Regions from separate parts of the Mus musculus genome. Here regions 2 and 3 are each linked to region 1. Evidence: chromatin loops called from intact Hi-C (ENCODE). Cell type or tissue: left cerebral cortex. All regions are shown on one strand.

Region 1 (8,000 bases):
TAAAGAAATTGCAGGTACTTCAGCTGAAATTGAAGGAGAGAGGGAAGGCTGGAACATCAGCAGCCTACTGGGGCTTTCATACTTACTTTTCACCTTAGATGACCCTCTAAGAGTTTTGGATTTTGGCTGAGCTAAAATAAACTTCTCCAAGTGTTACTGTGAGGAGACAACACTCAAAAATCTTTCTTGTCAATATCATGAGCTACAAGTAAACTGCCACTTTTACTAGAATGGGACCCAGGAGTGTATCTTTATTTGTATCCCACATGTGAATTCACTGCTTCATTAGTTTGTGAATATGAATTATGTCTGTCTGCAGACTGACTTGCTGACTAACTTTGAAATTTTGTAGAAAGTTCATGCAGATTCCCCTGCATAAATCTAGTCACAGGCCAGGATTTACCAGACTGCAGAGAGTGGTGTGTGTGCCAACTGATCACTTGAAATACACATCCAAAGTATGCTAGGAAGTGGTTAGGGGTACAGCACAGCTGTAAGGCATCTGCTTATCGTGGATGTAGCCCCAGGTTTCATCCTGAGCACTGTAACAGAATAGTAAATAAACAAGCAAGGAAGTAAATAATTGTTCCTTTTGATTTGAGGGCTTTGTTTTATTTGCACATATTTAAATGTTCAGCTACATTTTAATGGCTTTTAGTAACTCTGACCCACTTTTTAAAAAATATCACAATGTTTATTATATCACTTCCAGAACATAAAGCTCTTCCGAAGGACTCAGGTTTGATTCCCATCCCCGAGCTTGGCAGCTCACAAGCATCTGTAACTCCAGTTTCAGGGTATCTGATGGTCTCTTCTAGTGGACACCAGGCATGCATGTAGCACACAGACATACATGTAGACAAAACACCCCCACGCATAAAATAATAAAAATTAAAGCTCCCAAAATATTGATGGATATAGTAGCTGCTTTAAAACGGATTAATAGTTCTTCACTAGTCCAGATCTAGAACTATTATATGGCCAAAAGTCTCTACTTCAAAATAAATACACCAAAGAATAAAACCATGTCCATGCAAACTCTTGCATGCCAGTATTCAGGGTATCATTTTCCAGAGCAGGCAGTTTTTTAGATTTACAGAAAAGTAAATTTAAAAATGACTGAAATATTGTGGGTCTTGTTCTAGTAAAAATCAATTGCTTTCTGTTGTAGAAATGAAAAAACCTGCCTTAGACTAGGAAAGACCAGAGAGATTTGGGGTGGAGGTGTCATTGAATTAGGCTGGGTTTTTTTGTTACTAAAGGAATTGTGTGAGGCTGGCTACTTACTCAAATATAGAAGTTTGTTTAACTCAGTTTTTGAGCCTGAAAGTCCAAACATCATATATAGGTAGGTCTGGCTCATATGAGGGCCCTGTAGCTTCACTCTCTTCATTGTCATCACATCGCACTGCTAAGAGGGATTACATCACAACACTAGGACACAGAGAAGGGGTAGGGGCCAGTCTGTGACCTCAGGAGACCTTGCCTTTTAAATTTCTACTACCACACTCATGTCAACATGTCACTTCTTGGGGGACACACTCAAACTGTTGTATTCAGTCCATAGTGATGAGCAAGCATCTTCTAATGGTTTATGTCTTGTGGGTCAGGGAACCTATGTTGAAGCCATTTGAACTTGCTGAATGCCAATCAGTTTATGTATATAAACTCTGGTGATAGGTGCTGGGTTGCTAATCTCAAGCTGGTGAAACACAGTGGTTTCTCTCTCATCTGTTGTAGCTGTTTTGAATTGGAGATAAAATCTCGACTCTCAGAGACAGGCTCCACAAGATAGGACCTTGATATGATACCTAGTATCAGGACTGAGATTGAGGGACCCTGCTCACTGCTGCTATTGCCTTTTTATTTTATTTTACATTTCAGGTATTAATCAGTCTTGGGGCCAGGAAGATAGCTCAGATGGAAAAGTGCCTCTCGTGTGACCATAAGCGACCTGAGTGGATTCCTGATACCCAAGTAAAAATTGGGTGCAGTGAATACTCAATACAACGATTTTAGTGTGTTGCCCCCAAGGATTCAGGTGCTAGAAGCAGTTGGGCAGTGGATATTTAAGAGGCATGGCCTACTGAGCTCACTAAATGGCTTCTCTTCTTCCCTCCTCTGTCTTCTGGTCATGTGATAGTGTTATGTACTCACTTGTAAACCTTGTGCTGAGGCAGGGGAGAAACTAGTAGATCCTAGAACCTCACTGACCACCCAGTCTACCCCAAATGGAAACTTTCAGGTTCACTGAGATAACCTGCGCCAAAAATTAAGGCAGAGAACAAGAGACCAGCATCTATTTCTTACCTCTGGCTTCCAAACGTGCACACACATACGTGCCTACACACATACTCTACACAAACACCACACAAAGTGTTATCAGTCTCGAACTAGCTATAGTGATGTACTCCTTTCACCCAGGACTCAGGAAGCTGAGATAGGAAATTGGTTTAAGGCCAGCCTGGTGTATATAAACAAGACCCTGTCTCAAAAAACAAACAAGCAATAAAATAAAACCACAAAAATGTTATCAGTCTTTTGACTGTGGAATTTAAACTGCTAAACACTTAATCAACAAAACTTAGTGCCTGTGTATACAGGTATAGAAAAGAGGCTTTCCAGGGTTAGGATGTGAATGCTCCCAACAGGTTCATGTACTTGAATACTTGGTCCCCAGATATGATATATTTTGAAATGTGTGTCACTTTAGGCAGTGAAGCTGAGGTAAAGGAGGCGCCAAGCCTCAACAATTAGAGCTGAGCCTGGTTCCTAGATAGGCTTGGTCCTGTGTGTTGGTATTGTCCAAGCCACCTGATTTACCAGTCTCGGGGGAGAAATTTTAAGAAAGTCTTACTGCTTGGCTTGTGCATATCCTTCACTACTGTGAAGTGGACTTCCACAGCAGATGTCTGCTCTTAACCACATAAACATGTCCAAGAATATTTACTTCTGGGTCTGCCTTCTGCATTCCTTTTGTGTAACATTACCTTCTGTCATGGCTGTGCACACGGGGTCTAGCGGAAAACCTTAGGAGGGCACATTTTAATCAATCCAGTAAGGCAGCCAGGCACAATACATCCCTCTTTGGCATGCCTTTTGCTGAAAATAATCTCATTTGAAAACCAGAGTTCTTTTTCTAACAGAAAACTCTCTTTTCTCAACCCTGTATTTAAGTCTTTGCCAGATTTTAATTATATTTTAATAAATGTAATCCAGTTCATTTTTACAATACAAAAATACAAAGTGAAAAGTTCAAAAACACACACAGATATATAAATGCAACATAACTGTCCATATAGACCTAGTTATGAATGATCAGGAGGGTGTAAAAACACAAAACAAGATGTAGTACCATGCGCACATCACCTATTTCTGCTGACTGATTTGTGCATGAGAGGTGAAGGATGCATGTGTGTTTAGGGGTGTGTTTGCTCATATAAGCAGGCACATGTGGAAGCCAGAGGTCCATGTCATGTGCTCCACTGCTTCTCCACATTTATTCTTTGAGTCTCACTGAACCTGAAGTTTGATCCTTTGAAAGGCCTACTAACCATCAAATCCCATCTCTGCCTATCTCTGAGCCACAGCCCTGAGGTTACACACCACATGCCAATCCTTTAAATAGGTACTGGGAATCTGACCCGAAGTCCTCATGTTCACATAGTAGGCACTTTCCCCACTGAGCCATCTCCCCAACCCTCACCTGGTTTTTCTGCCTAACGCTGTCATAGGCATTTTTCTCCTAAGTATTGTTTTAATGGCTGCATATTATTCCACTGTGTTATATTTCTTCCCAGCCTTTACTTATTTGCATATTTTCACAATTGGGATCAAACTATAAAATGCACACTGACCATCTTTTTGTGTATTTCCTTCCCTTCTCCCATTGTTAATCCAATGTACAAACAAAGGAGTATCTATAGTAGAACAGGAAAGACATTTACAGAGAGAGGACCTCAAGTGTCACTGTATCAGTCTGTTGTCATGAGGAAATTTCCAAGGCTGACTACTTATTAATGAAAAGAATTTTGTCTTAAGGTAGCTACCAATTATGAAATGAAAATAAATGTAACTTAGAGACCTTATTATGGAAAAAAAGCCAGGGATTTATGAGCTGCTAAGACTAATTCAGCAGAGAAACGGACACCTTATGAAAACTTATTTAGTATTCATATATGCATGTAACGTTTGTCTTTCCTGCTCTTCATGGAAGGGGGGTACATTGAGACCATTTTTCATCCTCTGTGGTTGGCTGTTTTGGGTTCTCATGGAAATAGGACAGAGTCCTGAGTCTCAGCAGATAATTTCTTTTACCTCAGACTCTTCCAGCATAAAAAACAGCATGCTAATAGCAGGAACAAGATACTTTCTTACCTCTCTGAGAAACACAGGCATCTTGTCATGGCCATAAAAGTTCTCTGAATCATGGGACAAGCTGTGAAAGGAGAATTTTTGCCATATAATGACGTGTCAGATGTATTACCCACACTAAAATATGAGTACCTTGTACCATCGTCTTCACTGCAGAACAAAACTGCCCTCTTGTGGCAAGTAATGAATTCGTTCTCTGTATCCTTAAAGCAGCACCATCTCTCTGAACTAGGGAAGCCTCAGGTTTCCATTTTTAAAGATACTGCATAGCAATTTAGATCTTGTTGATTTTGAGCAACCCTCTTGTTTCCCCAGGAATAATAGCTATTGGATACTGTAAGCACACATGAAAACCGGTAATAAATAAGTCACTTAACCATCTGTGGATACTGAATCTTGACCTGTTTTGTGAAGGAAAGGGAATTTCTGCAACCTTAAAGTCTTAAAAAGAAAACAAAAACAGCAGACATAATGTTCTCTTAATTTCTTGAGATCTATAACCCAATTATTATTTCTGTTGACACTTATTTCTAGTGCAAGAGGTTCAGAGATGTCATCAACTTTTTTTTTTTTCAAAAGCAGGGAAGGAGGGAGGGGGGAATTGATTTAGTTGTGGCTTCAACTCCAGATAGAATTAAGTTACTTTCATTATTTCCATTCCTGTACAGTCCCAACTTCAAAGACTTCCCATCAACTACTTGAAGGTGTCTCCATTAAAAACTAGTTCAGGCAAGAAAATAAACTCAGATGAAACATCTTCCCTATTCTGTTTGGGGCTGAGCATTTCTATGAGCATAACAAATGCTCCCTTTTATTTGTAACCAGGAGGGTTGCCAAACATTTCTTGGAGACTCTCAGCTTCAAGCTGAAGTGGGTGCTCTCCTACTAATTGGTCATGTGTTAAATGAGAGCTGGATTTCCACTTGTATGTGGCTAGAGATGGCCAGTGTGGCTCTCTGCATTGCTGTTTCCTTTGATTGGCCATTTTTCAAATTATTTTCTTTCTGTCACTATAATAATGCAATATGACTTCTGCCATCCCATAACAAGTTGTTGATAGAAAAATCAGATGTTTGTAGCTGTGTGGGATGTAGAGAAACCCTGAGACTGTAAGCCTGTCACTGCAGCTAGGACTTTCATCATTATGACATTACTCAGCCTTACCAAGTCTGCTGGTATGCTCAGGTACCGTTTTTTTTTTTTTCTACACATATGTTTGCATTTTCTAACTTCTTTAAGTTATATTTTTGTTAGCTTTCAATGTGAATTTATAGCTATTTACTGAGTCTATTTCTTCCCTCTAAGGTACCAAGTAGAAATCGCAGGTCATAGTTTTGTGGCAATGTTTGCACAAATACATTAGTATCAACAAAGGAAGATAAGCATTTTTATATATGTATTTTATTAGTTTCTTGAAAGATTTATACATGTATGCAATGTATTTTCTTCTCACTCATTCATCAGTCTTAACTGGTTGGTGTAGCATAGTCATTTCCATGAGATCTCTGTCCCCCCATGTTTCCTGCATCTCTTTCTTTACTTGGAGCCCTGACACAGAAGTAATGTCAAGGTGACATGTGTAGCTACTTGACCCCACACCTGTTCACCACCCTTGGGGCTTCTCATATCCTGTATATAGAGTGACCTTTAAGTTTATGGTGAAGACCCCTTTAAACTTCTCCAAGAGATGACACTGTGATGCATATTTCCCCAGGACCACACTTGTCATTCTTCCAAGGAAGACTTGACATCACTACCAGTCTGCTCAGGTGTCTTCTGTATGGTAAAGTACTGATCCAGCCACATCTGCCCACGTCGGTTCAGGGTTCCATGTGTGTAGGTTCCATTACCATGCACATTCTGAATTATAATGCACTGTGGTTTCACTGACTAAATACAAAATCAGCTGATTGTACTCTATGTTGACCTTGAATCTGGCTTCCCTGGTATGGTTCATATCCTGACCCTAAAATATATGCCAGCTTTTCTCTTTTTGGGAAAACATTTTGCCTGGAAGATAGAAACACACACGCGCGTGTGTGTGTGTGTGTGTGTGTGTGTGTGTGTGTGTGTACATACACACACATACACAACCAGCTTAAGAGAGAAAGGGTTTGTTTTGCTTAGAATTTCATGATATAGCCCATCATTGAGGAGAAATCAAGACAAGAACTTGAAGCAGATAGTTCAAAGGAAAGAGCCAAAGAGAATGTGAATGTGTGCATGTGTTCAGCTTGCTTTTTTTATATTCATCCACTCAGGACCCCGCTCCACCAGCGTGCCAATCAAGTGGGCTGGGCTTTCTCTTATCAATTAACACTATCAAGAAATTTGAGGTCTGTGGTTTATGCTGTGGCAGGATGCCGAGTTGATGTCAGTGATCCCAGCTACATCGCAGGGCTGTGGTCCATGGCTCTACTGCAACCCAGGAACCCTGTTTGTGGTGTGTTGATATTACAAACCATGTCAAAGCCCATAATCTATGTCCTCATGGTCTTTTTAAACAAATAAGCCACTTTGACAGATATTGATGACTAGAGGCAGTTGAGAAAGAGGGCATAGAAGATAACCCCCCCCAATAGTGATAGCCTAGACAGGAAGCCATGAGGAGAACTCTTAAAACTATGATAGGATGCTGAGGTGTTGCCCTCCACAATAGATAACTTCTGGCAGGGATGCCAGAAGGTAAGGACTCACTTGTCTCCATTTAGTGACCAGGCCACTGAGGCTTTGACCACGCTCTACTGAATCTAGAGATAATACAAATTCCATTTTTTTTTGGCTGGGGGTGTAACAGGGATGGGGGGTGGACAGGGAAAGACTAGAAAATGAATGTGATAGTGGTATATGATTCAAAATCTCCAAATAGTCAATAAAAATATGTTGGAAAAAAAAGATACTCCTTCTCAGACATGGCCATAGGCCAGCTTGATCTAGATGGTTCTTCATTGAGTCTCTTCTCAGGCCACTCTCGATTGTGTCAACTTTCATATACACACATATTTATATGTTCATGTGTATATACACATACATCTATCTGTCTAGTTATAATACAATATGATGGTAATTGGTCAACCCATAATAAGTATGTGATACTGTATTTAAATCATCTCAAAGGGGTATAGCTAAAGTAGTAGAGCACTTGGCCTAATAAGGCCCTGAATCTGTCCCTAGCACACACGCCACCCCCTCCCCACTGCAATGCACACACATTCAGAAGACAAATACATACAACATATTCAAAACAATGTTTCTGATGTTTTTCTAACAGAGGGTGGCTCACACTTGATCGAGACGAAGACCTCATCGCCGAAAGGTGAGGCTAAGATGAGCATTACCAGCGACGAGGTGAACTTTCTGGTATATCGCTACCTCCAGGAATCAGGTAACCAGCTTTCTTTACTTGCTTTTTTTTTTTTAAGATTTATTTATTTATTTATTTATTATATGTAAGTGCACTGTAGCTGTCTTCAGATACCCCAGAAGAGGGCATCAGGTCTCATTATGGGTGGCTGTGAGCCACCATGTGGTTACTGGGATTTGAACTCAGGACCTTCAGAAGGGCAGTTGGTGCTCTTACCCGCTAAGCCATCTCACCAGCCCCAGTAACCAGCTTTCTTTTCTGG
Region 2 (8,000 bases), 220 kb before region 1:
ACAACAACAAAAAAGGCTCTGGAATTTTCCATCCACACAGCTGTTGCTACACATTATCTGTAGTGTAGAAATCTTGCTTCCTGAAATTCACTGCTACTATCCCACACAAAGAAAGTATCTCCACACAAGAGAAAGTATCTCACCATGTATTAGTTACTATTTAGGGCAAAGGCATTGGAAATGACCACAAGAGAAAGAGAGGGGAAAGGATGAGGAAGAAAAGGAAGAGAAAGAGAAGAGGAGGAGGAGGAAGAGAAAAAAACTGAGTCTGCCAAGATGGCTCAGCAGCAAGTTGATTCCCAGCACCCATATTAGGCAGCTCAAAATTGCCTTTAACTCCAGCTCCTACATAGACGAGGTATACATGAATTTGCGTGTATGTGTGTGTGTGTGTGTGCGCGCACGCATACATAAATACATGTTTTTTTAGAAAAGAATTTTTAAAGTAAAAATTAAAGAACTTGTAAAGTCACGAAAAATTCAATGGTCCTGAATTTCCAAATTAACTTCATTCATTATAAATTATTTGTGAAGAGGTATGAAAACAGAATCCCATATGGTAGTCATAAAGTCAGGTGGTTGGTCATAGTCATCTTGAGAGCTAGGTGCATCATGAAGGGGTTTTGTGGAGGAACACATGATTTAGACTAACTGGTGAAGGATCCTGTGTTAGTTAGGGTTTTATTGCTGTGAAGAGACACCATGACCAAGGCAATTCTTATCTAAGAAAACATTTAATTAGGTCTCGCTTACAATTTCAGAGGTTCAGTCCATCATCATCATAGCAGGAAGCATGGCAGTGTTCAGGCAGACTTGGTGCTGGAATAGCTGAGAAGTCTACATCTTGATCTGAAGACAGCCAGGAGGAGACTGTGTCACACTGACCAGACTTGAGCAAATATATGAAACCTCAAAGCCTTGCCTCCACTGTGACACCCTTCCTCTATCAAGGCCATATCTCTTCTAACAAGGCCACACCTCCTAATAGTGACATTTCTCATGGGCCAAGCACCAAACCACCACAAGTCCTTTTCCATGAAAATTATTTATTTTATTTTTAAATATGTATATGTATGGTTATACACATGAGTATAACGCCATGAAAATCAAAAGAGGACATCAAATCCCCTGGAGCTAGAGTTGCAAATGATTGTGAACCACATGACATGGGTACTAGAAACCTAACTCATGTAGTCAGATATATAGCTCAGAGTAGAGCACTTCTTTTTTTTTAAGATTTATTTATTATTATATCTAAGTATACTGTAGCTATCTTCAGATGCACCAGAAGAGGGCATCAGATCTCATTTTGGATGGTTGTGAGCCACCATGTGGTTGCTGGGATTTGAACTCAGGACCTTTGGAAGAGCTCTTAACCACTGAGCCATCTCTCCAGCCCAGAGCACTTCTTTAGTATGTGTGAACATGTGAGTTCATCCCTAACATTGCAAAACAAGTTTAAAAAAAAAACAATTGGGTATGGGTACATGCAAGTATTACATCATTTTAGGCTGGCCTGATGTAATAGCACATGCCTTTAATCCTAGCATTTGGGAGGCAGAGGCAGGTGGATACTTGAGTTTGCGGCCAGCCAGGTCTACAGAGCAAGTTCCAGGACAGCCAGGGCTACAGAGAGAAATCCTGCCTCAAAAAATAATTAATTCATTAATTAATTAAACAAACAAACAAAAACAAATTAAAAACATTATTTTAATGAGAGGCTTGAATATCCATGCTCATTCCTCCATCAATACACAGAGATACTAGAATTGATTAAGGTAAGTATTATTGGCCATGTAGTGGTCTGACATAGTTATAAACATCCAGATCAGAAACAGAACACAACACCAAGCTTTCTTTCTTTCTTCCTTTCAAGGACTCTACTCAGGGCTGGTTAAGTTGTTTGGTCAGTAAAGGATTTGCTACACAACCATGAAGACCTGAGTTTGATCCCCAGCACCCATATAAAAACTGAGCCCCACAGCCAGCACTGGCAAGGTGGAGACAGCAGGGATTTCTGGTGAGCCAACCTAGACAGGTGGTTCAATGAGAGGCTCTGTCTCAAAGAATAAGATAGAGGGGTTCATAATGACATTCAGCCTCTGGTCTCCACACACATGTATACATACATACATACACACACTCATAAAAAGCCTCCTCAAACTTCATAGACCTACAGGCGTTCAATATACACAATAGACTCCACAAAACCCAGGAACAAGCCTACCCCAAACTGTTAAAGCAACTTTGAACACCATGTGTTCATCTGACAAATGATTTTTCATTTGATAACAGGTATATAATGTCTTTGGTCTGTTAATACATGCTTGGATTAAAGAAGTTCTAGGGCTATTCAAATCTCTGTCTTACTCTCTTCCTCCAGTTACTACAACCATCCCCATAAGTGACCAATTCCAAGTCACCAATAATACATCAGTATTGCATTAAGGACAGAAATAAATGTACTTCCCCTTGGACTTACTTAACCTAGTCCAGATTTGAATTCTCTCCATCAAGCTCCCCATGTCTTCCATTCTTTGTTTGTTGTATGAGTCTGAATCTATGCCTGCCTGAAGGCTGTCTTGTGAATCTCTATCTATGTCTGTGGCTACCCCTGCCCCAGTGTGTGTGTGTGTGTGTGTGTGTGTGTGTGTGTGTGTGTGTGTGTGTGTAAGAGAGAGAGACAGAGACAAAAACAGACAGAGAGTCAGAGACAGAGAGACTCTATATGTCCCTAACAAAGGACTGCACCCTTTCTATTGAATAACAGAGAAAGCATCACATGGGGAAGGAATGAGTAATAATTTACAGAGATCTTTCACAGAGTTTTACAAGGGATTAAGTCACTAGTTCCAACTGACCCCAACTGACAAGATAACAAACAATACTACAAGCATCATTGTTTGTCAGCTAATATCCAAATCTTATGTTTAACATTTATTCTGGATATTCATCTTAGAAGGTTGTTTTCGCTTCTGTATTTGCTGCTTTCAGCAAATGATATACATGCATTGTTCTGGGTCAGGGGCATGGAAGATTGCATAGTTTAAGATTATAGCTATGCTTTAGCTTAGGTTGTAAAAATTGGTCATATGGGAAAGTCAAGGTAAGTAAGGTTGATTGCTACATTGTTCTCTTCTTACAGCCAGGTTAATCAAATGGGCTGAGTACACAGTAGGAAAGCAGTTTTAAGTGACCTCAAGGTGTATTAACTCTGGCTGTCAGGTCCAGCAAAAATTCTAGTCTCTTAGGATGTAAAAGATATTTTATCATAATGTATTGCCATATATCACCATTTCTATTATTTGAAAAGAGAGGTTGTTCTCAGATCTTCATTCCACCCTTGACCTCTCTGCCCTGCCTGTCCCTGCCCAAAATAAGAAAACTCTGTGGAGTCACAGGAATGTGTCCATCATAAGCCCTCTTTCTTTCTCAACCATGTCCCTGGGTATAGGGGCTGATTCTTATCTGGTATTTGGTCAAAACAGCAAAAAAGTAACTAATACAGTAAAAGACACAAAATTCTAGAGAGCTGCCCTAGGAGCCCATTAGGATTGTCATTTCTCCCTCATCTCCATGGACCTGGATTCCCACATTAGTGTGATGAACAAGGTCACTTGGGACCAACAGGTGGCAGCACATAAACTGAACAAGAGGAAAACTTAGGGGTTTTGGGCAGATGATTGAGTGAATGAAGTGTTATTTCTGTTAACAGGAGAACCTGAGTTCAGATCACCTGTGCCCACACAAAAGCTGGATGTGGGGATTTGTACCTGTAACTGAAAGAACTGTCACCATGAAGCAAAGTCAAGCCAATCTCTGGTGGCTTGATGGTCTACCTAACTGAAACAGTGAGATATGTGGTCTCAAAAAAAAAAAAAATAGGGTGGAGATATAAGACAAAGACTCCCAATGTCAACCTCTGACCTTCACACACAAGAATGCATAGATAAGCAATACACACATACACACACACACACACACACACACAATGTCAAGTTGATTTTAAGGAATTGTGGATTGTGTTTGCTCCTACACCACAGCTTACCATCACAAAAAGAATCGGCGGGGGGTGGGGGGGCCTGGTGGTGGTGGAATACTATGTGGGGTCATCAATAAAGGAAAGGAAGATTTCATAGGCTGTACTGCAAAGGAATTTTAACTACCTTACCTACTGGTCTTTTTTGCTATTTTTATACCCAATAATTATTCTTCTTGGTATTTTACTAACTTACCAAAAGGGTCTATGTTTTGAACCTATATAGCAAGCAATGATAGGAAAACTTGGATTTTATCAGGTTTAGCATTCACAGTGTATCTCCTAACAGATACTATTATCACATGGGTCCACTAAGACCACATCCAAGCCTGGGAACCCATTGACAATGAACGACAAAGGAATCACCCAGGCAATGCTTAGTTTTTGCCTTGTAGACGTTTGTTTAATCCAGGCTCTGCTATTTGAATGAGCATCTCAAAGCTGGGGGTGTCTTCAGGTTGCATCAGGTGTGTAAATATAAGGAAACTGTTTTCAAATAACAATGAAGTGTTTTGATATAAATTGATGCCATTTCCAGTGACCTTGTTTGTAAAAGAAAACACGGGGAACAATGCAATTGTTTTTTAACTGTAAATTGTTGAGGACTGGGGAGATGGCTCAGTCAGTGAAATGCTTGACAGTGTGAGTATCTGAATCCCCTGAATAATGTAAAGCCAGCTGTGTAGAAACTGGAAGACTAGATAGCCTGGTATATGCAGTGGCAAACACCAAAGAGATCCTGTCATAAACAAGGTGAAAGGTGAGAACTCACACCTTAGGTTGTCCTCTGAAGTCTACACACGCTCCATGTCACCTGCATTCTCACATTCACACACAAGAATACACATAGAAATACGCATGCACATATCCATCATATGCATACATGGAAGGAAGGAAGAAAGGAAGGAAGGAAGGAAGGAAGGAAGGAAGGAAGGAAAGAAAAAGGGAGAGAGGGAGAGTGCAGGGGGTTGACTAGGAACCTGGGTGTGGTGGTGCACACTTATGAGATCAGAGCTAGGGAGGCAAAGACAGATGGAACCCTGGGGCTCACTTGCCAGACACCCTAGCCTGATTTGCACATTCCAGGCCAGTGAGAGACACTGTTAAAAAAGAAAAAGAAAAAGAAAAAAAGAAAAAGAAAAAAAGAAGAAAAAAAAGAAAAAGAAAAAGAAAATGAAAAAGAAAAAAGGCAAAGAAGTACCCAAGGAATCACCAAAGGAAAGGTTGTCAGTTCCTGATCCCTCTAGGATGCTCCTACCTGCATTGTGGGTATGGGGCAGATTTGAAGAAAAGAAGTAGGAGTCCCCTGGAATTGTAACTGGGATGTTCCTAGAACACTTTAAGGCATTATTTTGACAGTGGTGCCATATTGTTTTTAATCTATCAATTTCTAAAACACAACAAATAATTTAGAAATTATTCTAGTTCTTGGGAATTTTCACATTGATAATTTATCGGGAAGCTGTTTCAATGATGCATATTTTAATTACAGAATGAAACAAAATTTGTTCCTAAACTTTTTATATTTTCCCTAAGAATTCTGTGTGGTAGCAATGCTCAAAGGATAATTTTGAGGATAAACATATGTATGTCACATGCTAAGAGAAGTACCTAAGCGCACAGTAAGGCTTTCTCATACTGACAAATCAATGAATAATGAAACAGAAGGAAAATGCCCCCGCCCCATTCCTTCTCCCCTCCCCATTTTCCTTGAAGGAACAGGCCACGTGTTGGAAACTTTTACTTTTGAAATGAAACAAAATGCAACCTGGACAGCAATGCTTCTTCTACATGATTCATAGGCTGCAGAACTCATAGGACATAAATTGTTTCCTGTTTCTCTCTGTACTGAGGAGAAAGCATGAAGCCAGTGATAAATCAAACTTCAATTTAAAATTTTCCTGGGATTTCACTTTCTGCTATGTGAAAACTTCCCCACTCTATCTCTAAGAAATATATTTCTATCTTTTGCTGGGGGTGGGGGTTAGTTTGATTTGGCTTTTGGTTTGGTTTTTGGTTTGGTTTGATTTAAACATGATTGTGAGCAGCTGTGACATCTCAGGACATTTTCCCCCATCACAGTTCCTCTGAATGACAACATGCCAGTTTACAGTGTGTGTGTATGTGTGTGTGTGTATATATATATATATATATATGAGACTGTAATTAGGTGAAGAAAGAGGAGATTTAGCACTTCCACAACTCTCTGGGAAAATCCCTTTCTTTCATTATATCAACAATCCAAATCCCCTGCTGGGGTGGCTTTATCTCTATCACTTCTGTTAGGCCCAGTTTCTCTCCTCTATTTCTTTGGGGTCTTGTTGGTTTGGTTTGTGGTGTTGGGGATGGAACACAGAGCCTGGCTAGTACTAAGCAGGCACTCTACCACAGAGCTGTATCCACATCCCCTTCTCCTTTATTCATAACAATTAAGACAGCATCTAGAAACACATTTTTCAGTAGCTGAACAATTTGGCTATACTGTCCCTTTAAAAAACTTTTCTTAAGCTGGGGGCGTATCTCATAGGTAGAGAGATTGTCTAGTGTGTGACAAGGCTTTCTGGTATATACCTATAATCGAACATTCAGGAGGTAGAGGCAGGAGGATCAGGAATTAAAGGTCATTCTTAGCTATATATGGAGTTCAAGGCCATCAGATAATCACATGAGGCTCTATCCCAAAAGAAAATTATTTATTTTAATTAAACATATAAAATATATTCTTGCTATGTTCGAATCAGTAAGGTGAAGGTACACCAAAGATGCTGTTTCAAAATATATATATGAAAAAGAGATCAGTAGAATAGCTCCATAGGTAGGGCCTCTTGCCTCCAAGCCTGACAATCTAAGTTTGATCCCCAGAAACCACATGGTGTCCTCTGACCAACATATGCATACACAAACATAAATAAGTATAATTTTAAAGTTTTTAATTATTTTTTTTAATCCTGAAAGTCCCTGCAGATGACGCTCACAAGCCAAATCAGGACTTACCTTGGTTTTGCCAATAAACTTTTATAGGCATTTAACCCATGTGATAGCTAATTCTTGGTTGTCAACTTGACTATATGTGGAATTAACTAAAACCAAGTGGCTGGGTACACCTCTGAGGGATTTTTTTTTCTTGATTAAATCATTTGAAATAGGGAGACCCATTTTTCAGTTAGCTGTTTTGAGGTGGGAAGATATACCTTTACTCTGAGCCACAGGTTCTACTTACAGTTTATATATAAAGGGCTTGGAAGAAGGAAGCTTGCTCCTTGCCTACTTGCTCTTACTCTCTCACTGGCAAGTCCATTCCTTCATGGGCAATAGAGCCTACTTTTTGGAATTCAGGTATATATTGACTATCAGCTGAGACATCAAGCCTCGTGGACTGAACAATTCTTGGACCTTCCACTGGTAGACAGCCATTATTGAACTAACCTGGACCACAGCCTGTAACCCACTCTAGAAGATCCTATATATATGCCTGTGTGTACCAAATATGTGTATGTGTGTATGTATGTGTATATATATGCAAATATGTATTAATTCTATAAATTCTGTTCCTCTAAAGAACCCTGAATAATTTTTGTTGTTTGTTTCTATGTTGTATGTGGTTATTTTTATTCTACATTGAGATGACAGGTTTGGCTAACCAAGACCCTAGGAATACCATCCATAGCAGATTAAATGCCTCAGTGAAAGTCTTCCATCAGAGCTTCCTTAGTCCTGGACACAGAAAAATACCTGCCACCTCTCTAGTACATCCATGACATACAAGTGAGACCTTTAAATCCACTTGAAAACTCTATCTGTAAGAAGCAATTTTTGTAGCTTCTGCTTCTCATATACAAAAATGTGGTGGCTCAGCTCAATGCTCTCCAACCCAGAACTTTCTGAATGTGTTTTCTTTTTAAGTCAAATGTCACCGAATTCAAAGCACAGAGTAGAAATTGGACTCTAAGGAGCAGACATG
Region 3 (8,000 bases), 960 kb before region 1:
CTAGCCAGTACACAGACCAAGGGGGCCTCAGAGTTACCTTCTCTACCAAGGGGTACTCAGGTTCCTCATACAGTGAGGTCCTTAATACAACTCTCCTATGCCTAAGAAGTCATCACCTCCCACCTCTGATCAAAGGTGAAGTTCTGCTGGTATTTTGTCCATAAGAGATAAGTCTGAGGACCACTTTTTTTCTTTAGAAAAGGTTCCAACAAGCATTTTAGAAAAGAAAAGAAAAGAAAAGAAAAGAAAGGAAAGGAAAAGAAAAGAAAAGAAAAGAAAAGAAGAGAAAAAAGGGATATATAATGTATCCTTGACCTCAGATTTTTTTCTCTCTGGCCAAGGGGACTTCCAATCTGTTGTGCCCAAATGAACATTAGTCTTTATCTATTTGCCCAATAAGAACTAGTGTCCATATATTTTGCAAAGTAAACTGCATCCCTCAATCTTACCCATAACGACCTCAGAAATGTCCCAATCCTTATCACCAAAAGTTCCTTAGATCTTCCCTTTTGCCTCTTGGGGTTCACAAGTACCCTCTATGACAAAGGTGGTATATACATCTAAATCTTCTCAACAATAGGATCACAAGCCTTAATTCTCTGCCCAGGGGTCCTTTGGGGATATGTTTTCATCTTAAGGTACCTCAGACTTCCTTGTGTCCAAGTACACAAAGTTAATTTCTGAAAAGAGGTGCTGCAGAATTTCCATCTCTGCCCAAAGCAGCCATCTTAATTGTCACTATTTTCTTTCTTTAGGGGCCCCAGGGCTTTCCCGGGGCCATATGGGTCCTTAGGCCTTCCCTCTTTAGTCTAAGGGACCTCAAACCTTTTATGTCTTGCCAGAAGAGCCTAAGAACTCACCCCATGACTAAACAGACTCCCAAATTTACCTTTTGACCAACGAGATTCAAGATTATCCTAGAATGCCAAAGAAGGCCAAAGATTTACTCCTTGTTACCTAGTATCCAGGGATGTTCTCTTCCAATCAGCAGACCTTTGACCACTCTAATTTCATGTTCCCAATACTAAGTTTAGAAATTGGAGCCAGAATCCAGTCAGTTACAAGAAATGGAGTGGCAAGAATCTTCATGTACAGACTTGGGCAGTAGAGAATATCTGAAGAGGAGACATAACTATAGACTGCCATCCAGTTTGCTGGAAGAAAGCTTAAGCTGCTTCCTGATCTGCTGTTATACATACAGATAATACAGAAAATATTTTACACTTAACCTAGAACTTCGTAACAAGGAATCAGTATTCATATCTTGCCCCACTGCAGATGATGGTCATGGACTTTCAACTTTCACTGATAGATTCCTGGAGTCTTTCTACTCTATGCATAAATTGAAGCTATGCTCTTCCATTAGTCATAGATAGCAGGTCAAAGGCATTCCTTTACAGATCATTATGGTCAGAGGGGAAAAGTCTGAAGCCATCTTGTTCAGAGGGAACAAGACTGGAAATACCTTGGTCAAAGGCATGGGTCAGAGGCTACACCCTATTTTGGGCAGAGGGAGAAGACTGGGATACTTGATCTCAGATGACCTTCCAAGAAATAACCCTTGTTCTGAGGACCTCTGGGGAAATAGAAGCTCAAAGTCTCCTTTAAGAAAATGTAAAGGGTGTGAGTTTCCATGACTTAATGGAGACAGTTTGAAAACCCTCTTGGTAATAGACCATAGGTCTCAGAACCTATGGAGGAGGAAAGTTTATTGTGTCCTTGTTCAGAGGAATAGGCCAGAGTTCTGCTTGGTTTTACTAGGAAGATCTGCAGCCCATTAAGTCAAGAAAGAGTGGTATATATGGTTCTCTTGGTTGGAAGGAGAATGTCTGAGACCCTTTAGGGCAAAGGGGAAGATCTAAGACTTCGTTAGGCAAATGGAAAGACCTAAGGCCTCATTTGGCAGAGGGGTTTCATCAAGACTCCTTGAGAAGAAGCAAGGTCTGAAGTACCTTTGAGCAGAGGAAAAGGTCTAGAACTCCCTTGGATAGAGATGTGAAGGACCAAATCCCACTTAACAATGGGAGAAATTTGAAGATCCTCAGGACAGAAAGAGAAGATTCGTGACCTTTTTTAGCATAGAGGAATTGACTGAGGAAATATTGGTTACAGAAGGTAGTTTTAGGCCCCGTGTGAAAATGTGAAGGTCAGGGTCCTTTTAGTTTTAGAATGAAGGTCTTGAGACCCTTACAGCTGATGGAAAAGGCATAAGGCCTTTTCAGGCAGAAGAGGTATGTCTGTGGTCCCATTGGTCATTAAGAGGTAGGTCTCAGACTCTTTTAGCACAGGAGCATGTCTAAGGACCCTTTTGTATGAGTTGGAGGTTCTGAGGCTTCCTAGGGCAAAGGGGAAGTTCTTATGCCCTTCTTACTTAGCCCACCTTACTCTGGGACTTTTCTCACTCTGATACTTCCCCGTTTGTTCAAAAGTACCTCAGACATTCCCATTATCTTCAGTGGGGCCTCAGACAAAACTTGTTAAACTAAGAGGTCTGAGACCTTCCACTCTAACAGAGTGGCCCTCAGATCATGTACTCAATTAGGCCACAAACATGAGCTAAGTAACTGGACTCCAGGCTAAGGGACCCTCAAATCTACACACTCTTAAATTTTGTTTGGATGGTTAGGTTTGGCACTTGGGATTGAATTGAACCCTGGGTCTCAGGCTTGATAAATAGGTATTCTTCCACTCTTCCATTCCTTTTATAAAATTTGTTATTCTACGTGTAATGGTACTTTGCTTATATGCATGTCTGTGTATCATGTGCATGTCTGGTGCCAGTAGAGACCGAGGTCATCAGATTCGGGAGTCACAGATGGCTGTGAGCCACTATGTGGGTTGCTGGGAGTCAAGTCCAAGTCCTCTGAAAGAACAGCCAGTGCTCATAAGTAATAAGCAATCTCTTCAGGCCCTTCAAATTCCATTTTAGATGGTTCACATCAGTCCAGGCCATTTGTAAGGCCACCTGTGGTTTTCCGTCTTTTATAATCCTAAACTGTTTTGACTTGCACATTTTCAAGTCCAATAAACTTGCCAGTCATAAACTTAAAAACTCTTTAATCATGCTTTCCAAAAATTGAAGTAATTGAACATATTTTTATATAATGATATCAATGAAAATGAAAAAGAAATGTGTTGCTAGAGTGAAAGTATGAATTATCTGCATAGATAGAAGTGATCATACAAGAATCTTTCCAGAATCTTCATTTGAATATATGTTAAGTAACTGTAACCTACATTTATAATCCTCTTCCTTTGAGAAATAAAAGAAAGTATTTATCTCTGTCTAAAACTCATCTCTGAGCTTCTTCTTACACTATATGGGAACTAACACAGAGACCCACAACTTGACACTGCAGAGAGTGAGAGACTTTGGAGCACTCAATCCTAAAATGGAGATCCTCATCAAAGCCCTTCCTCAGGGCTCAAGGAGCTATGTGCAAAAGGAGGTAGAAAGACATAAGAGCCAGAGGTGTAGGATGACCCCAAGAAGCAGTGTTTTCTAGACACAACAGGACTGATAAACATATGAACTCACAAAGACTGGTAACAAGACCTGTATAGGTTCAAGTCAGATGGGATCCCAGCACTAAGAATGGGAATGGGGCAAAGGCTCTCAGCCCTACCCAAGAAGCAAGCTATCTGTGATAAATACCTGCTTGGAAAGAGAAAATAAGTTTTCTCCAATAGAGTGTCACTGGGTATTTCACTCCCTGGAGCAAGCCCATGCTTTTTGTTTCATTTTGTTTTGTTTTGTCTTTTTTTTTTTTTTTTTTTTTTTTTTTTTTGTCTTACTAGCTATTTGGGTTTTATTGGGGGGTGATTTTCGTTTTGTGGATATTTTTAAATGGAAAAAAGGAAAATATAATTGAGTAAATAGAGAGGTGGCAGATCTGGAAGGAGCAGGGAAAATATATTACATGGACATTTTTAAAGAAAACAAAAGGGAAACCTCTGCTAAGAATCTATCTTGGGCTAAAAGAATCTATTTCAGTTCTCCAGGACAGTTAAATAATGTTTAAGCAGTGTGACACAAGGTGGCAGTGTTCACCTGTGGTTTTCATTTATACACAGGCAGGTAGAATACATCAACACCAGCCTTACCATTGGGGGACAAAGCTTAAGGGAACATAAAAATTTGTATTGGTAACAGAAATGCAATGATTACATCAGAGAACTGTCTACAAGCTTTAAGTATGCAACTCATTTTTTCCATGTAAAAATAGTTTATATTTATCTTTTCATTTATGTGAACAGAGCCACTTGATAAGACAAATTATATCTATTCTGGCAAAGAGAACTAGTTATTTTGAAGAATATTAAATGTTCAAATTAGCATGTAATATTACTAAATGATGGTTTTATTCAGTATTTTCTTTGTTTCTATAATAAAAGTTATTTCCTAGTATTTGAAACTTACAACCTGACATAGAAAAACAGAATTGTGTCCAGTCAAAAGTCAACTGCAGAGCTTTAGATCTATGAAGCTAGTTAGGCTTCCTTCCAAGTTGTAAGAATTTTGCAGAATTAAAAATACATATGTATTCCCCTAGGGCTCTGGGAACACTATGGAAGAGGACCCTGAAAGATTGTAAGAGCTGGAGAGCATAGAGGAAACCAAAGAAATAAGGTCTTCTAGACAACAAGAAACACTTCTGAACTCATACAGACTGAGGCAGTATGCACAAGGCCTACATGGGTCTGCACTAGATGTGGGTCTTGGAGCTGTGAGGGGAAGTATATATATGACTTCATCCCTAATCTAAAAGCTATTCCCAATTGATAACTACTTTAAAATGAAATTTAAATTTTCTCAGTCTCACAGGGGAAACAAACCACCACTCTTTAGGTTAGGCCACATTTCCAGCAGCAGTCAGTCAACAGAAAATGATCTCAGTAGCATCTCTGTAGATTCCTCTTCTCCTAATATCATTCCAGTGCTTTTCTTAAAGTTATTTTTTTCATATATACATATATATATATATAATATTCTCTTTTATATTTTACAAGTGATTTGTGTATATCTTATGACTTCCAATTTTGTGTTTTTATGGGATCCCTTAGTATGCGATTGAGTTGGTATCAGCATCTATATCTATTCATTATGCTTTTTCTTGAGTTCTTTTTTTTTTTCTGGTCGTTTGTTTGTGCCTATTACAATATGTTAGTTTTTGTTTTATCTTATATTATCTCATATTCCAATCCCTTATAAGCCTGTGTGTTTTCTAATGAGAGTCAGAAAGAGCATCAATTCAAAATGGAGGGGAGCAGAGAAAAGGAAAACCATAATCACGGTGTGTTATATGTGAAAAAAATCTATTTTCTTTTTTTTAATTAGATGTTTTCTTCATTTACATTTCAAATGCTATCCCCTTTCCAAGTTTCCTCTCCAAAAATCCCCTATACCCTCCTCTCCTAACCCTGATTCCCACCCCACCCACTCCCACTTCCTGGCCCTAGCATTCCCTTATACTGGGGCATAGAATCTTCACAAGATCAAGGAGGGCCTCTCCTCCCATTGATGACCAACTAGGCCATCCTCTGCTACATATGCAGCTAGAGACACAAGCTCTGGGGGAACTGGTTAGTTCATATTGTTGTTTTTCCTATAGGAATACAGACCCCTTCAGCCCCTTGGTTACTTTCTCTAGCTCCTTCATTGAGGACCCTGTGTTCTATCCAATAGATAACTGTAAGCATCCACCTCAGTATTTGCCAGGCACTGGCATAGCCTCACAAGAGACAATATAAGTGTCCTCTCAGCAAAATCTTGTTGGTATATGCAATAGTGTCTGGGTTTGGTGGTTGTATATGGGATGGATCCCAGGGTGGGGCAGTCTCTGGATGGTCATTCCTTCAGTCTCAGCTCCAAACTTTGTCTCTGTAACTACTTTCATGGGTATTTTGTTCCCCCTTCTAAGAAGGAACAAAGTTTCCATACTTTGGTTTTCATCCTTCTTGAGTTTCATGAGTTTTGCATATTGTATCTTGGGAATTCTAAGTTTCTGGGCTAATATCCACTTATCAGTGAGTTCATATCATGTGTGTTCTTTTGTGATTGGGTTACCTCACTCAGGATCCATCCATTTGCCTAAGAATTTTATAAATTGATTGATTTTAGTAGATGAGTAGTACTCCATTGTGTAAATGTACCACATTTTCTATATCCATTCCTCTGTTGAGGGACATCTGGGTTCTTTCCAGCTTCTGGCTATTATAAATAAGTTTGCTATGAATATAGTGGAGCATGTGTCCTTATTACAATTTGGAACATCTAGGTATTTCCCCAGGAATGGTATTACTGGATCTTCTGGTATTACTATGTCAAATTTTCTGAGGAACCCCCAAATTGATTTCCAGAGTGGTTGTACCAGCTTGCAATCCCACCAGCAATGGGAGAGTGCTCCTCTTTTTCCACATCCTCACCAGCATCTGCTGTCACCTGAATTTTTGATCTTAGCCATTCTGACTGGTGTGAGGTGGAATCTCAGGATTGTTTTGTATATGTTTTCATTTACATCAGAATACTATTCCAGAGTCTGTGTTGCCACATTTTCATCATCCATTTGTTAGTTGAAGGGCATTGAGGTTATTTATAATTCTTGACTACTAGGAAGGGAGTGGTTATCTGTGGAGTAGAATGTCAAGTCCATTGGACACGTGACAAGAAGTAGTATATCTGATTTATATGTTAAATTTATTTTTAGGTTTTTAGGGTTCTCTACATTGATACATCTACGATGCAGCTTAGGCTCAGTGTCATAGTGAAAGAGGGCCTGAAAGATTGTAAGAGCCCAAGGGACAAGATTTTGCTGTGAGACTGTATTATAGAAATGTTAGAGAAGATGCCTAACCAAGGATGATGTCAATAGACATGCCAACATGAAAGGGAGAAAGCTCTCAGGGCCCCATCAATAGGTAAAGAACTATAACCACATAAAAAATGCTGAGACTGAGATAAGTATCTTCCCAATGGAAGAGACCCCAAGTTATTTATTCAATACCAAATGGCAAGTCCTGAAACCATTCTATACAGGTAATGTTACATGGACTGAGCAGGTTATATTCATATATTTAGAAAAAATATAGCCTGCTAATATATTTTATAAGCATAATATATATTATATGTATATATAATATGTATTATAAATGAATTTATATATATTATAAGTAAATGCAATAAATTTGAGAAAGAACAGAGGGGCTTTATCAGAAGGTTGAAGGGAGGAAAGGGAATGGGAGAAATGCTATAATCGAAAAATTAAAAAATACAAAAGAAAATAGAAAACATCAAATGTATTAAAAATTAATGAGACTGGGTTCAACTGGTGTGTGTATATGTGTGTGTAAAACTGGCATAGTTTTCAGCCACCTGGTTCTGGAGAATGAATGAGGGACAGGATAAAGTTGACTAAGCTTATGAATTCGAAGCATAGTAAGTATTTCAAGAAACGACAATACCAAGAAAGAAAGAAAGAAAGAAAGAAAGAAAGAAAGGAAGGAAGGAAGGAAGGAAGGAAGGAAGGAAGGAAGGAAGGAAAGAAGGAAGAGCGAGCCGGGCATGGTGGCACACGCCTATGGTGGCACACACCTTTAATCCCAGCACTTGGGAGGCAGAGGCAGGCAAATTTCTGAGTTTGAGGCCAGCCTGGTCTACATAGTGAGTTCCAGGACAGCCATGGATACACAGAGAAACCCTGTCTCAAAAAAAATAAAAAAAAATAAAAAAGAAAGAAAGAAAGAAAGAAAGAAAGAAAGAAAGAAAGAAAGAAAGAAAGAAAGAAAGAAAGAAAGAAAAAGAAACGACAATAATAATCACTGAACTACTGGTCATTGCTGCTAGGAATTCATGATTTTTGATGTACATTTATTGATTTTTGTATGGGAACACAGGCATGTAGGAAAATTGCTTAGGGGGACATTTGGGCCTCACCTGTGTGGAGATCAGAGGAAAAATCAAAGGATTAAATTCTCTCCTTTCATTGTTTGGAGGCTGGAGA

The links. Peaks named below come from ENCODE experiments on the same cell type or tissue, not always from the same donor. Only the 100,000 strongest peaks of a DNase experiment are listed, where the experiment ranks them.
Region 2: a loop joins it to region 1, with 6 times the contacts of the local background. A loop is called at or near these places in 15 of 42 quality-filtered maps.
Region 3: a loop joins it to region 1, with 25 times the contacts of the local background. A loop is called at or near these places in 5 of 42 quality-filtered maps.

What each region holds. Positions count from the first base shown.
Region 1 is chrX:77,633,749-77,641,748 of GRCm38, forward strand. It overlaps Tbl1x (transducin (beta)-like 1 X-linked), which reads left to right. Exons shown (of 16, transcript NM_020601.2): 3 at 7,646-7,759. The coding sequence starts at 7,702. Gm52447 (a long non-coding RNA gene) reads right to left here. Exons shown (of 3, transcript XR_003953113.1): 2 at 4,378-4,438. Among named protein-coding and RNA genes, the nearest start is that of Gm52447, 4.6 kb to the right of the region's middle. In left cerebral cortex, a CTCF peak has its summit at 4,548 (motif pointing left); DNase peaks (open chromatin) are centred at 4,505 and 5,204; H3K27ac peaks cover 377 bases.
Region 2 is chrX:77,414,350-77,422,349 of GRCm38, forward strand. No RefSeq gene overlaps it. Among named protein-coding and RNA genes, the nearest start is that of Tbl1x, 93 kb to the right of the region's middle. In left cerebral cortex, a CTCF peak has its summit at 3,618 (motif pointing right); a DNase peak (open chromatin) is centred at 2.
Region 3 is chrX:76,677,037-76,685,036 of GRCm38, forward strand. No RefSeq gene overlaps it. Among named protein-coding and RNA genes, the nearest start is that of Cldn34d, 78 kb to the left of the region's middle. In left cerebral cortex, a CTCF peak has its summit at 4,045 (motif pointing right); a DNase peak (open chromatin) is centred at 4,044.